2 separate regions of the Mus musculus genome follow, and region 1 is linked to region 2. A link is a loop called in an ENCODE intact Hi-C map of the cell type or tissue named here. Cell type or tissue: left cerebral cortex. All regions are shown on one strand. Each heading gives the region's core, and the rest is flanking DNA. Links, peaks and the distances in the headings are about the cores only.

What was found. Peaks named below come from ENCODE experiments on the same cell type or tissue, not always from the same donor. Only the 100,000 strongest peaks of a DNase experiment are listed, where the experiment ranks them.
Region 1: it touches region 2 in a loop (2.2-fold over the local background); 2 of 42 quality-filtered maps call a loop at or near these places.

Annotation. Positions count from the first base shown.
Region 1 is chr4:56,936,281-56,944,611 of GRCm38, forward strand. It overlaps Tmem245 (transmembrane protein 245), which reads right to left. Exons shown (of 18, transcript NM_001369260.1): 2 at 1,582-1,699; 3 at 89-190. Among named protein-coding and RNA genes, the nearest start is that of Tmem245, 7.0 kb to the right of the region's middle. In left cerebral cortex, for the core only: no CTCF peak of the experiment used is centred there; DNase peaks (open chromatin) are centred at 4,394, 5,398 and 6,525; H3K27ac peaks cover 1,765 bases.
Region 2 is chr4:56,859,729-56,868,059 of GRCm38, forward strand. Ctnnal1 (catenin (cadherin associated protein), alpha-like 1) reads right to left here and starts at 5,483. Exons shown (of 19, transcript NM_018761.3): 1 at 5,249-5,483. The coding sequence starts at 5,386. In left cerebral cortex, for the core only: a CTCF peak has its summit at 5,173; DNase peaks (open chromatin) are centred at 4,053, 4,457, 4,765, 5,590 and 1 more place; H3K4me3 peaks cover 2,412 bases; H3K27ac peaks cover 2,068 bases.

The DNA.
Region 1 (8,331 bases), core at 11-8,010, 76 kb after region 2:
AGCCACTTTTGTCATGGTATTTATCACAGCAGTACAGACAGCTATCCTTCCAAAACACTAAGAACGCACTCATAAAAGACTGTCTTACCAGCCGACTCCTTCTCATTCTGTTTTTCATAAAGGGTGCCCACAGACATCAGGAAAACAATAACCAGGAATACTGGAATTCTCCATGAGCCAGCCAGTGATGCTGAAAAGTAGTAAGAAGTCATGTTTTCAGTTAATAGAACAATTTGATATACAGGAAAATTAAGAGATTATTTCACAGGGAAAAACATTGTTAAAAGGCCCTCATACAGGTAGACTCTAACGAAAGAACAATTTCACCCTTGCTCTCAAAGGATGAAGGCATGTGCCAACCTACCCTTAAGAGGTCAATCTCCAGGCCATCATATGCACCCCCACATACCCACAGGTTTCACATTACCCCAAACTCAAGTTCACCCCTATGCAGCACCTGACACCACGACAAACAAAGTCGTAGACACAAACCCTGAAGTCAGGGAACCAGCCTGTTTCTCTGAAATATCACTAGGTTAGAACTCGAGTTTCAAAAAGGACCCAACAGGCCCCAAAACTGTATCCAGAACTCCCACAGTACACAGCTAAGTCCCCAAGCACCCGCCTTCCCTGAGTCCTCTTCTGCCTTCTGCAAATATAACCTGAGTGACTGACATACATCATCAGGAGACCTTGCAGATAAACCTCATCGTTCCAACTCCATAAACCTGCAGACAGTACCTCTCAAAGCCAGACCCTGAGCAAGACATTTACAGACAGCTGGGCTTGGCTGCTGCTTCCTTTGGGGAGAGGGGGAACACAATTTATAAAAACGACTCTAAAAACAACTTTAGGTTATCTGCTGCTCTAAGTTGCTCAACTATTTTCTTTTTAAAGTAGAACTTAGTAGTTCTATCAACTCAGTCTTACAAGTCTTGCCCAGTCATGTGAGTCATGCTGAAAAGCCATTCAAGAGCATGCAGCAGCAGCACTCTGGCCCCAGCTAACAGTGAGCTGCCCCACCGAGCAGGAAACTCATGACTGAGCAGCCTTGGCGTGCACCGTCTCTGCTAAGCCATCAACGGTCTTCCCGCTGCTCCCTGAAGCTCTGGCATCTCTCCCTCGTGACACACAAGTGCTTAAGCCACTCTTTCACAGGATGAACACCTCTTAGGAAGAGGTTTTTGTATTTCATACACTCTTCTTGTCTAACCTCCTCCCCCATTCCTACCCCAAGACCTCCTTCTTACCCAGACCCAAACTCAACAAGGCCCAAGCCTCTCATCATCCTTGGGTGCTTTTCCATCTCCTCCCCAAGCTTGCCACAAGCAAAGTGAGCTAGAAGGTTACCCACTGCACACTTACTGTCAAGAACTTAGTAAAGAATGCATAGGGAACTTAAAGATCAACATCTGAAAGCAGAGTATCTTGGATGAAGATTAGCGAAAGCTCAAATCGCAACAGTTTCTACAGAATATGTTAAAGCATCTCTAGTGCAACATACAAAGACCCACATCCACTGATCAGCCTCTTAAACTACAGTTACTGGGCGGCTGTTTTGAAGAAGAAGAAAGGACTCACCTATATGAAAAAGCAGTATCATCCACACAGGAATCGAAACTGCTCTCAAATACCGTTGAGTGCTTGCATTCCACTTGAATGAAACCATCAGCACGTAGCCAACTACCAATGTCCAGATCTTAAATAAATAAGACAGAGTTGTAACATATATACAACAAAGAGCATATGTTACACAATATCTGCAGCATCTGTATAGTGTAAGTATTCCGGACACGGCACAGACAGGATGCTATGGGTGGCCTGCCTGGGTCTTCCTTTTTCATTTAGTTATGTTTAAATAGGCATTTGAAACCCAGGCAGTGATACTTATATACTTAATAAAGTACATTGTTTTAAGACATACAAAAGTTCAAAATCCATTTAACTTTTAAAAAAAAAAAAATAGATCTTTATTTTTACCAGAAACACTCATACAATTTTTGGTTTGGGAACTGTTCTAATTCCCCCATTTAACTAGTTTTTTTAAAAATAAAAGTTATATGTAAGTACCATATTTAAATTACAGTTGATCTTGTAGAATTCCTAGAAGTTTCTGTTGACTAATATGAAGGTAGGGACCCTAAAAAAGAAAAAGGCTAAAAAGAGCCCATACTTTAGCCTATAAAATGTAAGTAGGAAAGTAGTTATTTTGAAAACAAAGAAGAGCTAGCTAAAGTATAAGCCAGTTGATAATCTAAGTGACAGATGTTGAGACCCTAACCTACAGTCATATGCACCAGTTAAAAAGGGTATCTGAAAAAAAATATTACAAGAAGAAACAGCAAAAGTTGAAAAGAGAACCAGCCATGGTTCCTCCTCCATTTCCCAACCCTACAGCTGAAGGATTATCACTAACGATTATCACTACAGATAAACGATCATCACAAGCTGCCAAGGCCCCTACATCCACATAACTCTTTCTTCACGAGAACACTAACAAATAACAATTTGTATTTGTGTGTATGGGTATATTTAGCCTCCACATATGTCCGTGTACCAAGTGCGTGCCTGGTTCCCTCAGAAGCCAGAAGAGGACACTGGAGCACCCCGTGTCAAGGTTGTGACAGTTGTGACCTACCACGTGGGTGCTGGTGATCAAACCCCAGTCCTCTGCAGGTGCAACCAGTGCTCTTAACTACTGAGCCATCACTGCAGCCCTAGTAAAGGAGAAACAAGTGGTGCTAGGGGGAAAAAAAAAGGTAGAGTCTGAAATAGAGTCCTTTTCATAATGAAGATACAATCGATTTCAGTAATTACAAAGTGGTAAAATAGTGACCCTGAGGGAAGGGCTGGACTTCTCCCTATGCCACACAGATCCTGTTGGTCACTCAACAGCCAGACTAGAACCCAGCTTCTAAACCTATGGGCTGTGACATAGGTATAAAGGAATGTGAAGGTCATGAAAATTGTCTGTCAGTAGTATAGGTTCTGAACATGCAACAATGAAAATGTAATCCAAAATCATATACGTAGAAGTCGGAGGTGCTTCCTGCAGTGGAGTCACGTGATTTCACTAAAGCCTTGGTTCTGACCTAAAGGGCCCCCTTTGCACTCACAGCTCTTACACAAAGCCTCTTCCTGCTATGGAAGAAGAACATTTTAGGAATTTCCTCAGCATTCCACAGCATGTGGGGTACCAACTATTCTATCTGCATGCACTCTTAGAATTGTTGATTTTTGAAACTATTTGAAGTGCTGACCAATTTCTTTTTTTGTTGTTTGTTTGTTTAGTTTGGTTTGTTTCCGGGGCAGGGTTTCTCTGTGTAGCCCTGGCTGACCTGGAACTTACTCTGTAGACCATACTGGTCTTGAACTCAGAAATCTGCCTGCCTCTGACTCTCAAGAGCTGGGATTAAAGGCATCCGCCACCACTGCCTGGCACTGACCAATTTCTTAAAAAAAAAAGTACAAAATCCTCAGGTGCTTTTCGACTCGAGCCTATGAGAAAATTTCCAGCAGTTTTTGAAATGGCACTAAAAATAGCCTTGCCATTCTGCACTATGTACCTACTTAAGCAAAGCAACACTCTCAGCACTGATTATAAAAATCAAACTAGCAATGAACTCTGAAGAATACTGAAGATGCTGTGCCTACAGGATTAAACACTCACCCAAGCACACTTATCTCATTAGCACACAAATCTGCTTTAATCTGAAGATATGGCTCAGTGGTTAAGAGCACTGGCTGCTCTTCCAGAGGATCTGGGTTCTAATCCCAGCACCCACATAGGGGCTCAAAATTATCTGTAACTCCAGTTCTAGGGGATCTAACACCCTCTTCTATCTCTACAAACACTGCACACATGTGGTACGCAGACATACATACAGGCAAAACATTCATACATATAAAGTAAAAAATAAAATTAAATACAGTTATGATTTATTAACAGTAAATGTTTGATTATAAACCTGTCTTATATAGCTACATAACTAAGGTCATACGAAATTTTCTTAGGTAAATAGGAGTCCTAAGTGAAAAAAATTTACAAAACTCTGGCAAAGTACTAGCAAAGCCCACAGGTTACACAAAACTGAGACAGAATGATCAGAGGCAAGCTGCCCACCTACAGACCTAAGGTAACCAACCCACGGCCAGGACGCTGTGCTGATTCAAGGAAGATTGTTACATTTAATGCCAAGATGGGCAAAGCTGTGCCTTCAGGTCCAAAACCCGAATGTACAAACAGGGACTGGAGAGAGCACCTAACTCCAGCAGTCAATGTAGAATGTCTGTTTATAAAAATGCAACTAGACACCAACAAACTGTAAGCAATAAAATTCAGGCTAAAAAAGCAAAGGAACACTGTCCCATGATACAGCCATGACTAGGTGGGCGGACTCTAGCTTATGAAGAAGTAGAGAGCAGCAGCAGCCTGTGATAGCTGTTCTCAGACGCTGGACGCCGAAAGGTGGCCATCACTGCTGCGATAGAACACAGTGACTACAGGCAGCGGGGGGAGAAAGGGTTTGTTTTGCTTTCAATTCCACATCGGAGTCTATCATGGAAAGGAGTCCAGGCAGGAGCTCAAGTCAGGAACCTGGAGACAGGAACTGAAGCCTCGAAGGAAGGCTACTTACTGGCTTGCTCAGTTTGCTTTCTTATATACCCTAGGACCACCTGTCTAAGGGTGGCAACAGCCACAGTAGGATGGGCCCTCTCACATCATATAAAGAAAATGTCTACAGACTTTGTCTACAGGCAGTCGGATAGAGGCACTTTCTTGGTTCCCTTATCTTCCCAGATAACTCGAGCTTGTCAAGTTGACTAACAAAAGAGCCAGGAGAGTGGGGGAGACAAGCACCTGGGAAGAGGCGAGTAGCTTAGTTTTCTGGAGTTCTGATGCCGACATAGTGGAAATTATGAATTAGCATATTTCACTACAATGAGTATAAATGTTTCCAGCAACTAATAGCTGTCTAAAAACAGAGTAAGTTTCTATCTACCTCCTTATGTGTATCCAGACAAATTCTGAGAAGCTGTTATCTCTACTCACAAGGAAACCTGTGTTGCTAAGAAATAAATTATATACCTCAGATTTTTTAAGAGAAATTTTGATCTGAAGAAAACTGTTATTTTTATCCAGTAAACATGAAGCTCACAGATAACCTTCCTTCAGGTTAAAGCAATCAGCTCCTCCATAGCCCCCTAATTCCACCTTCAGGACTGTGCTACATGAACACTACGGTGTGCAGATAAATACAGAGTATTCAGTTGCCGTTTACAATACAGCTTCAAAAATGCAAATGTATTCAGAACCGGAGGAGTGTGGCGACTATATTCAGGAGCACAGTGTAAATTTATGCATATAAAGTATAATGGTAAAAATATACTCAACAATAAAAACAATGAAAGTCACCATCTGCAGGCAGCTGGAGCTCAGGGGTGCCACATGCTTACACACTGTGGGATGCTCCTTCCCAAGTAGGAAAGAAATGGGGTTCCCTTTAAGATGTCCTTCCTTGGGCCTTACAAAGTTTTACAACCATTTACATGTAGTTCTTCAGAGAGACTCACAGAAATACTACTGTTTGTTCAAAAGACAGAGCCATTTACAAACACTTGGCTTTTTGGGTAATTTAATTACCAATAGTTAAAAGTGTTTATCTCTGAATTTGTTGGAATACACAAAGATTTGTCATAAACATTTTCTAAAAGACATTTTGGACAAAAGAATTCATTCCATAACAAGATGAAAAAGAAAAACTGTAGCTGCAAGCCATAACAGCAAAGGGTCTACAGGAGGCCAGGAACTGCCTGATGAGAGCAGTGTATATGGGACTCCATGTTTTAATATACATTATTGTGACACAGGATATGTATGATAGGGAAAACTTTCTGTAGTATAGTGGTTATCATATATATATATATATATATATATTATATATATATGTATATGTATATGTATATATATACACACACATATATAATTACTTTTACCATATAAATTTCTATGCTGCTTAAACTGTTCTTTACATAACAAGTATGGTAAGCTTTTCTAAAACAATGAGAAGTACTTATACTTGCTTTGTGATCACGTGTCATGCATGTCTCTGCTTTGTTTGGAAGGGAAGGGGATTAAACTCAGCAGAGACCCTCTCACCGAGCTGGCTTTCCAACCCTTAAGAGTGTTGCTTTGTCTGGATACAGGACCTCACTGTGAACTGTCCTCAAGGTCACAATCCTCTGTCCTGGTCTCCCAAGCACTAGGTTTACAGAGCCACCATGACCAAGAACAGGGTTTTCCTCCCTAGCCCAGACATTCAGCCTCATGAGCACACCTGCTTGTGTGGGAATTTAAATCTCTGAACCACAGCTGACCTGAAGGCTTCCTAACATTTATCCTCTCTTAAACATGCTGTGCTCTCTCCAAAATACATAATCCAACCATCTTTTAGCACCCGTGTGCTAGACATTACATAAGATGGCATAAAACTTGGCAGCATTCAGTTAGCTCTCCAAGTAAGGCACTCATATTTTCCTTTCAGGAGACACAATCACACATGACATACTTCTCAGTGAAATGGCACAGTGAGGTGCTCAGTGTGTTAAAGTGCATGTGTGCATGCAGGCACACCTACTCATGTGAGACAAAGGCTGACTTTGAGATGTCTTCCTTACTCATGTCTCCATCTTTTTTCTTCCTTTCTTTCTTTTTCCCCCTTCTCCTTTTCTGAGGCAAGTCTCTCAACCTGGAGCTCACCATTTTGCCTGGACTGGCTGGAAAGCAAGCCACCAGGATCCACCAGTCTCCATCACCACTCCACGGCTTCTATTGGATTCTAAGGATTCAAACTCAGACTCTCAAGCACTTTACCGGCTGAGCCATCTCCCGGGCCCCACTTCCTAAGTCTCTCTCAGACAGAAGAAACAAGCCGTCTCCAATCACTGCTAGAGCAGCAACTACTCCAAGTACTTCATTCTCCTTTAAGACAGCTATTCTGAAAACTGTTCTCTTGGTCATCTGGTCCTTCAGAGTCAGGAGTTTTTATAGCTAAGTCTCTAGTTGTGAAAGAACTTCCTCTCAGCTGCTGTCAGGTAAGCAGCAACAAACCTCTCAAGGTTTCCAAGTGGAAGGGTGTAGCCCTCCCTGAGAGGCTGGCTGGCCAGGGTGCACTTCCTAAGAGGCTCTTGTGGCCCTGAACTAAGCTCAAGGGGACTTAGACATCATTCAAGCCAGCCCTTCAATTTGCACAGCAAGGGAGCTGAGGGGCCCAGAGTGAGGCCTTGGTCACAGGTCACAAAGCAAGTTACTGCCACAGCGAAGTTTCTAAGTCAAGGAAGGTCCTCTGATCCTTCAGCCCTCAATGTTTCCAACACTACTTCTTCATAAAGAAAGAGACAGGAGGCAGGGCCACGGAGAAAACAAACCTGCTGCTGCAAAAACTAGAAATGGTCTTTTTCCCCTGAACAAGTCTAAACAAAAGGAAAGAGGGGATCAAAATATTCCTGGCAGAGAAAAGGGCTGAAGCAGGGGACACTAGTAACTTTTCACACTTATCTTGCACAATTGTACATCACAGGGAAAGTTACCCGGGAAATCCGAGCATGGGACATCAGAAGACATTTTTCTTAGTGATTCTGAAATCACTAGGTGAAGACAATATTCCAACACACCCGAAACTGTGGAAAAAGAACTGCTGGTACCATGAAGGATTAGCGTTTCACCTGGAACCAGGGCGCAGTGTTGGGAGGGAACCAGGGTAAAGAAAAGAGCTTAAGTGAGGCGTACAGGAAGAAGACATGAGGACAGACTGCTAACAAACCAAAGTGAACAGAGGCACCAAAAGCAAGCAGAAACGCCAGGACCTGGAAACCTGCACAGACGGCAGGAGAATCAGAGACAGCATGAGCTACTAAGAGTCCAGGGCAACAGCTGGGATTAGTCCAATTTTTGTGTTCACTGGACTTTTCCTTTTAACTGAAATCAGTTTTGTTTTTCCTCCTAAGTTGAAGATTTAAACACATGTGCTTGGAGAAAGGTTCTTTGCCCTTCCTGAAGGGCACCAGGAGTTCTGACTGCCAGCAGATCTTTGCCTGCCAGCAACAGGTTCAGAATATGACCTGACTGCTCTCTAGTTTTTCAGATCTGACGTCTCTTCCTCCTGCTGGACAGGACTGATAGATACCACAGTGCAGCTGTAGCCCTGTCAGAAGCTAGTTCAGTGCCTAGCACAGAGGACACATGCAAAAGCTGGATCTTTGAACATATGACTCATCTGCCCCGTGAACGTGGGTCTGCTTACAGGGTACTTTCCTCTCTGCCTCTGTCAT
Region 2 (8,331 bases), core at 303-8,302:
GTACTCATTAAAAAACAAAAAACAAAAAAACAAAAAACAAACAAACAAACAAAAAACCAAGAAATATTATGACTGGTTAGCTCACTTGGTTAGAGTGTGATGCTAACAACACCAAGGTCAAGGGTTCGATCCCTGTACAGGCCACATATATCATATATTTGACCTGGGGGGGGGGGGGGAGGCCGGACAGTGGTGGTGCACGCCTTTAATCCCAGCACTTGGGTAGCAGAGGCAAGTGGATTTCTGAGTTTGAGGCCAGCCTGGTCTACAGAGTGAGTTCCAGGATAGCCAGAGATAGACAGAGAAAGCCTGTCTCAAAAAACAAAAACCAACAACAACAAAAAAAAGCACTGACTGCTCTTCCAGAGGTTCCAAGTTTGATTCCCAGCAACCACATGGTGGCTCCCAACCATTTGTACTGGGATCCGATGTCCTCTTCTGGTGTGTCTGAAGACAGTTACAGTGTACTCATATAAATATAATAAATAAATAAATCTTTAAAAAAAGAAATATTATAATATGCTTTCATATTAATCCTGGGTATGAGCATACGGGGCTGCTTCAGACTGTCCAAAGCAGCTGACTATGATTTGTCTCACGCTCTGTCAGGGGCATGGTTTTGTCAGCTGCAGAATAGTTTCTGCGGTTGTGTGATGTTTGGAATTCTGGGAACTTTTCAGAGGGTGTATAAATGCTAGGACCCCGAGAGTTGGTGGTTGTTCAGGGGAATTGGTTGTAGTTTGTTAGTAGTCATGCTCAAAGAAAGAAATGAGATTCAGATCTCTCTCTCTTCCGGACCCCCTTCCTTCCTTCCCTCCTATCTATTGATAGGGAGTGAAACCTAGGAAATAAAGGGTGGGAAAAAGAAGAACCCACAAAGTAGCAAAGGGAAGCAACAGAACAGACTTGCAGCTATGGCTCAGTCATTTTAATCATACATAGACTCTTTGGGGCTAAACATTCCACAATTAATTTAAACATCCTGTTAAAAGATTTTGGTAGTTTTTCATTTGGGAACTTCACAAGTAAAATGTTATTCATACTCGGATTCTATGTCTCAAATATTTGCAGGGGTTTCTCTGCACATATAGACAGGGGTTGAATTGCTAGGATAGTCATAGTATCAGCCTTTTTCTTAGACAGGGTCCCATTATGTCACTCAGGATGGCCTGTTACTTAATAATTCTTCTGCCTCAGCCTCATGTGTGCTGGGATTACAACCCTGTGCCATTATCCCATCCTCTAACTTCAGTTTTTCTTTTCTGAGTCAGGTTCTCAATGTGTAGCCTCTGTGGCTTGGAACTTGCTACATAGACCAGGCTGGTCTCCAAGTCTCACTGATCTGCCTGCCCCCAACTCCCAGTGCACTACATCTGGACTTAGGTAGGTAGAGTAAGCTCACACATCTTGCTTTACTTCTGACTGTTCTTGGTTCTTTGGTCTTTCATATACATTTTTAGAATTACTTTATCCAAATATTATCCCAAACTCTATGGAAAGTTTCATTGGAATTGCACTAAATTTACAAATCAATAGGAAAAGCTATGTCTTGAGTTTTCTATTGGTCTAGACATGAACATAGTACTTTTCTCTCAGTCTACTTTGACTTTCTCCATAATCTGATAGCTTTCTTTGCTATATACTCATGCAAATCCTTCTAGTAACCTCTTGTTTTAATATCTTACTATAACTGGTATTTTAATGTCTTTTAAAAATTAATGTAGACAAATGCAACCATTCATAGAATGTATATTCCATGAATGTACTATTTCTATATTGATAATTCTAACACAACGGGGCTCCTGATTTTTCTTTTTGTATCTCTGCACCTTTTGTTGATTCTTGTCTCATAGAAGGCCTGGGATTTCCAGCATCATTTCAACAGGTCTGTGATAGCAGGTACCAGTTCTTGTCTCTGCCTTTTAAAAATAAATGTATCTTTAAAGTTTATTGTTGCTATAATGTTTCCTGTAGATATCCTTATCAGCTAAGAAAGGCTTTTCCAGCAATATGTTATGTTCCCTTATCAGCTAACATGGGTTGTTCCAGCAATATTTTTAGAATGTGTGTGTGTTTGTGTGTGTATGTGCGCGCGTGCGTGTTATGTGTATACATTAGACAAGCACTCTTATCACTGATCTGCATCCCCAGCAAAGGACAGCATTTCCTACTTGTAGTTTACAAAATAATTTGTTATAATTAGAAGCTGAATGAAAATGAAGGTTCTTTCTGTATCTATTGCAGTGAAAGTATTTCATTTCTAATCTGTGAAGACAGAAAACTCTACAGATTTTCTGATGCTGACAAGGCCTTGTTTTTCTAGAATAAGACCTAAAAGTCAAGACTTTCACTGGGAAAATCGGCAGTGAATCAACACAAAAATAACAGCTATCTACCACACATTGGGTGATGCTAATCTTACTTGTTTACCCCAAACCTTGTCTCCTTCACAGTGTCCTCCCTGATTCAACATCTGAGCTCTAGGAGCATGCATTATTGATAAACTCATCGGATACTTTATACGTGCTTGCTATCCTGTACACACTCTACCTACCAGCTAAAATATATGCCCTTTAAAGAGCGGCAACTATAATAAATTCTTAATTCAAGTACTTAAAATATCCTTAGGGAGATGTGGAAATTAGTGGATAAGAATAACAGTGCTGTATCCTTAGAAGAGAAACTCTTTTTTTTGTTTGTTTGTTTTTTTTGTTTTGTTTTGTTTTTCGAGACAGGGTTTCTCTGTATAGCCCTGGCTGTCCTGGAACTCACTTTGTAGACCAGGCTGACCTCGAACTCAGAGATTCACCTGTCTCTGCTTCCCGAGTGCTGGGATTAAAGGCGTGCGCCACCACGCCCGGATAGAAGAGAAACTCTTGAGCATGTGAGTTTTCCAGAGGGCTGTCCCCACCCCACCCCGAGCCCCAAACTCAGAGGGGGAGAGAAGAGAATAAGAGGGTGAGAGGACGAGGAGGAGGAGGAGGAGGATGACGATGACGACGACGATGACAAGGAGGAGGACGTGGAGGAGGAGGAGGAGGAGGAGGAGGAGGAGGAAGAGAGAGATCCATGTGAGTCAGGCTGGCCCCAAACTCCACTTCCTGAGTGCAGAGTTTACATGAACTGCCATAGCTTATGTGATGCTGGGGGTCACATGTATAAAAACTGAGCTATGTCCCCAGCTCCAGTTTTAATATCTTAAACTCAGTGAAACTTTGAAATCAGTCTAAATTGTCTTTATGTACTTCCATACTTTGTCAGTCAAGCACCCTAACCATGCTTTATGCATCTCTTGATACTGTGAGGATGGTCTGTCGTTATGCACATCGGTCATGGAACTGTGGCACCGCCACAACTGTGGGACACAGAACCTCAACCGTGATGCTGAATAAGGCATCACGTACCAAACGGGGAAGGGCATTTTTCCCCTCCAGTTAATTTTTAGCAGCAAATTACACTTTTCCTCTTCTGCTCTCTTGCTTTAGAATAAAAAACACAGCTCCATAGTACTGGTAAAAACACAGCTCCATAGTACTGGTAACGTTTTAGCAATGATACTATACAAAGTTACTGTTTTTTCAGACTGCAGCTCTCTGGATAGTTTTTCTACACTGGAACTTTTTTTTTGTAACTACTCTGCCCTGCTCACATCACCTCCTCTTATCTCTAGAAGGGACATGGGGGTGGCTAAAAAGCAGACAGACTACTGGAGGCAAGCTACCTGGATTCAAACCCCTCTTGGGCATTTAAGAGTTGAAATTCCTAACATCAGGTTAGCTGATCTAACTAACGGTCCACTTCTTCATCTGCCTTCTGAGAGAAACAACCCCACACCTCACCTCAGGGGTGGCAAGAATTAAATGAGTTAGCACTGGCAAACTTCTAGTACTAAGGAGATGGGTAAAGCCTAATCCGCCTCTAGCCCATCACTCTCATCTCTCTCCATTCCTCGCCACTTATGGGGTGTGGTTGTTCTGGTGATGGGGAGTTCGGGGAAGTCTCCAGGGTGGAAGGAGATGTAAGTGCTAGAAAGGAAATGGCGGCTCTTCCATGCATGCATGCATTACTCAGGAAGACAGAAAGCCACAGAGTGCCAGGTATAGTCACCATTGCTCCATTAATCACAGGATGCAGGGAGGAAAATGGGGATATTTACTTCATTAGCATTAGAAGAATTTCAGAAGCATATAAAACTACAATTTTCAAATATTTTTGCGACCAGGCTGGAACAGACAGTATTTAAAAGTCTATGGAATAGTGACAACCTCCCTTTCATTAAACGTGTTTATGTAAGGCATTGGTGGACAGGAGTTGAGGTTGTTGTAAGAAATCATCTTTTAATTTGGAGTCGGATAAGATAATTTAAGATTCTTTCTACCTCTAAAATCTTGGTAATCCTGGCATGAGTCACCAAGGTGTTACAGGCTTAGTATGAGTCACACATCGCCAACGCACAGCCAAAGACAAAATTCCTCCCTTGGTGTTTGGCACAGTACCATAGCTGTAGATGAGGAATTCTAGCCCTCGGGTTATGTATACCTCAGCTCAGAGAGACAAACTTTTTTTTTTTAATTAAGCACATCCTAGCTGATTCTAGACTTCTTTTATAACTCAAAATATAATAATGCACTAATCCCAACTGAGACCTTGCAAAAGGTGTGCATCAATCAGGATTAAGCACTCCTTCCTGTCACTCTACAGAGTTCTAGCAGACAGAGGTGGTGGGCAGGCAAATGACAGGGAGAGACAGGACAGGTGGCCGGAGTGGGTGGGAGTTGGGCGAGCCCACACATGACCAAGGGAACAGGACAAAGGCCTTGGAGAACACGCTGGAGTAAGAGGCAAACTGGAATGCCTTAGTCTGCACCCAGCGCCTGGGTCTGGCCTGCGATGCGGACAGCGACAGCGGCGGCCGACTGAGCAGCGGCCGCCAGCTTGGCTCTGGAAGTCAGAGAACCCCATAGGGGTCCTACTGACCCGCGGCTGGGCCTCACTCGGAGCCACTGGGCCAGGCGGGTCCGGCTGCCTAGGCCGAACAACGCACCTGCTGGGCTCCAGCGCTTCCAGCGCTTCACCGCGAGCCCAGGAGTAGCCGCCCGGCTCTGGGCCCCCACGCGAGTCCCGCCGTGCCGCCGTCTTGCTCGCGCAATGCGGGACAGCGCCGCCTCCCGCCCCGCCAAGCCGGACCGAGGAAAGAGCGCCCGCCGCCATCGCGGGCAGCGCACACGGGGACCAGGGGCCGCGGTACCTGAGAAACCAGGGGCAGAAGAGTCTGTTCCACCGAGCGCGTCCTGATCTCCAGTCCCGAGTCGAAGGTGAAGCCAGCCGCGTTGGAGGAGTGGACAGCTCCCGCACCGCCACCGCCCGGGACTGGAGAAGCGGCCATGGCCCTCCACCGATAGCACAGCGCGCTATCCGCACCTCTGCCTGCCCGCCAACCAGCCTCCGGGTTGCCCGCCGCCTCGCCGCACCGAGGCCCCACCCCTACCCTTGTGCCACTACTTCGGCCCCGCCTCCATGCGACCCTGGGCCCGTATCCCCGCCCCCAGGCCTGTACCACCGCGCGGGCCCCGCCTTCGAGGCCACCCAACTCTAGCTAGTTCTGCCCAGCACCCTAGCCGAGCCCCCTCTACGTCCCGCCCACTGACCCATAGTCTGGCGCGTAGCAGTCCAGGATCATCAGCTCCGCCTCTAGGGTGGCACGCCCCACCAGCTCCGCCCTAATACCTGGGCGGCCCCACCCATCCACTGCCATAGTCCCACCCCGCGGACCCGCCCTCTGGCCGCCCCTGTGCCTCTTTCCTCAAGGGTGAGTTCCAAAGCCTAATTTTATCTAGAGCAGGCCACCCGAGAGCCTCCACAAGTTTATGTGGCCTCTTACCAGAAGACAACTGTCCCCAACAAAGCTTTCCACCAAATCCATTTGCCTCAAAAGTCAATTCTGATTTCCCGTAAATATTTCTACATGTTTTTATGGTGTTGAACCTCTGCCCTGGGACTGAGACATCAATTACACTTGTAACCATCTTTCTTTCAATGGCTTCCGAGGAAAGACAGTCCCATTTCGCCTCCACTTCTATGTTCTGATTGTATCTCTTACAGAGTTGAAACATTTGATAATATATTCACATATCTTGATACTCAGCAAGAAGGCAGTGTATCTTGCAGTTACCTTTAGAATTCACCTTCAAGAGAATCAAAAACAAAAGTTTGGGCTCTGGCTAAATAATACCTTTTAAAAACTTGTAACATTGTTTCTAATATTAGCCAAGAACTAGCAGCATGTTAACTGCTCCTTGAATGAAAAGATGTGTCTGACTGAAGTCACTTAAGGCTAAGAATCCATTCTCTCAGCCCAACCATGAGCTCACACAGAATCCCTGTGGTGAGAAGAGGTGCCAAAGCGCCTTTTCCTCCAGTTTCCAGGAACAAAGCCAAGGAAGGCATTCAGAAGCCTGTGTCTTAAGAAAGATTCTACACTGACCTTAGGAAGGACCCAGCGACTGACTAAGCAGCACAATAAAGCATTTTTGAAGGACCATAGCTGCTAATGAGCACACGTGGGGGCAAAAAGGAATCTGAGACTGGCTTTCTTCATCAAGTTAGGCTGATGGATTCGGCTTGCAGTGTTGGAAGGGAAGCTGAAGGACTCAGTTTCACCTGCCCAAGCAGCATGGGCATCTCCGGTAATGGTATAAAAGAGCTCCTGAATTCAACTCATCCTCCAATTCTTTTTTTCTTGTAAAGTGTGTCTACACGTGGGCATGTGTCCGTGAGGGCAGTGCCTGAAGGACAGAGGCATCAGATCTCCTGGAGCTGAATTAAGGGGGTTACCAGCCGTCCAACATAGGTGTTAGGAATTGAACTGGCTCCTTTAGAAGAACAGTATGCACCCTGAGCTGCAGAGCTTTCTCCAGGCTCCTTCTCCCAACACTTACCTTAACCCTCTCTCACGCCTGATCTACAAGGCTGCCTCCCACCAAACCACTGAGGACTTCTGCCTCAGCTATGGACTCTTCTGGCCTCTTTATGGTGTAAACACTTACTCTGCAGACAGCTTCCCTCATGTAAGATGACCCAATTTCATAAAAATACTGGCATCAGTATAGATAGTGGCACCAAAGGTAGGATACCCAGGGAAAGTCTGGACAAAGTTCAAATTCCTCAAAAAGAGGAGGCTAAGTTTATCACCGGTTTCATTCAACATTTGTAACTTTATTTCAAAATATAAATATTTTACATTTTACAAAGATCATCAACAAGTTGTGAAAGCAAATTAAAGCTAAGAAACGGCATTTGTGTAATAAAGAATATTTATTGTTTCATCTGAACACTATTTTTCCTTTCAAACCATCTCCTTCACCTGAGAATGCAGAGGCGATATATTTTCAGAGTTAAATAATTACAGCGGTATGTTCAATCTTAGTTTCACAATCAAACAGTATCTGGAGTACAATCCAAGTCCCTGAACAAGTGGCACTACAGGGACAAAATGTAGTAAGAGTTACACTTCTGGGTCACTCCAATACAAAAGAATTGGTTTTCACAATAAGCAAAAACAGTGTGAAGATCTGTTTCCATACCTTTTGTTGTATACATAAAGCTAGAAGGAAAGACCAGTATAAAGAACTTTGGACTTGGAGTCAGAGACTCTGTAACCAAGTTCTGGCTCTATCCTTTTAGGATGTAAACTTCGGAGAGAGGAGGGCAGGAGGGGGAAGAGACAGAATCAGCAACCAGTTTTTCAGGGCTCCTAGGACTCTGACCATACAGTCACTGCGATACTGCCTGGCTCACAGGGAGTCCTCAAAGGCGCCTGAAGATTATAAAGTGCCACACAGAAGCATTGCTAAGCTGCAGTATCAACATCACCAATACATTTCCATTAGTTAATTAATTCTTGGGTAACTTGCAAAATCAAACACAAATACTGACTTTGTGTGCCCCAGGTGGGAAAGAAACTCCTTGCAAGGACAGCTCTGGGCAGCTAAGTCTTTCTGGTAGCTCATTGCACCGCTGGGGCTTGTTACCAATGCCATCGCAGCACCATAACAAACTCACTGCCAGTATTTTCACTGGAAATCGTCTTCTAGAAGACCTGTAAACTTGACCAAAAACTGGTTGAGATGCTCAGAGAAATGGGGGCGAGGACAGGAGAACAATATCAAGTGCAACAGTCTGTCCCCTCCTAAGATCAAAATGTGTCATGGCATAATAGAAACTCAGACAGCCCAGGGAAAGGAAATAAGTTAGCATTCCTCAATTTTAATTGACCATGGAATCTCCCCTCCCACGGCAGCTTTTCTCTTACAACTCTATTAACTGTGCATA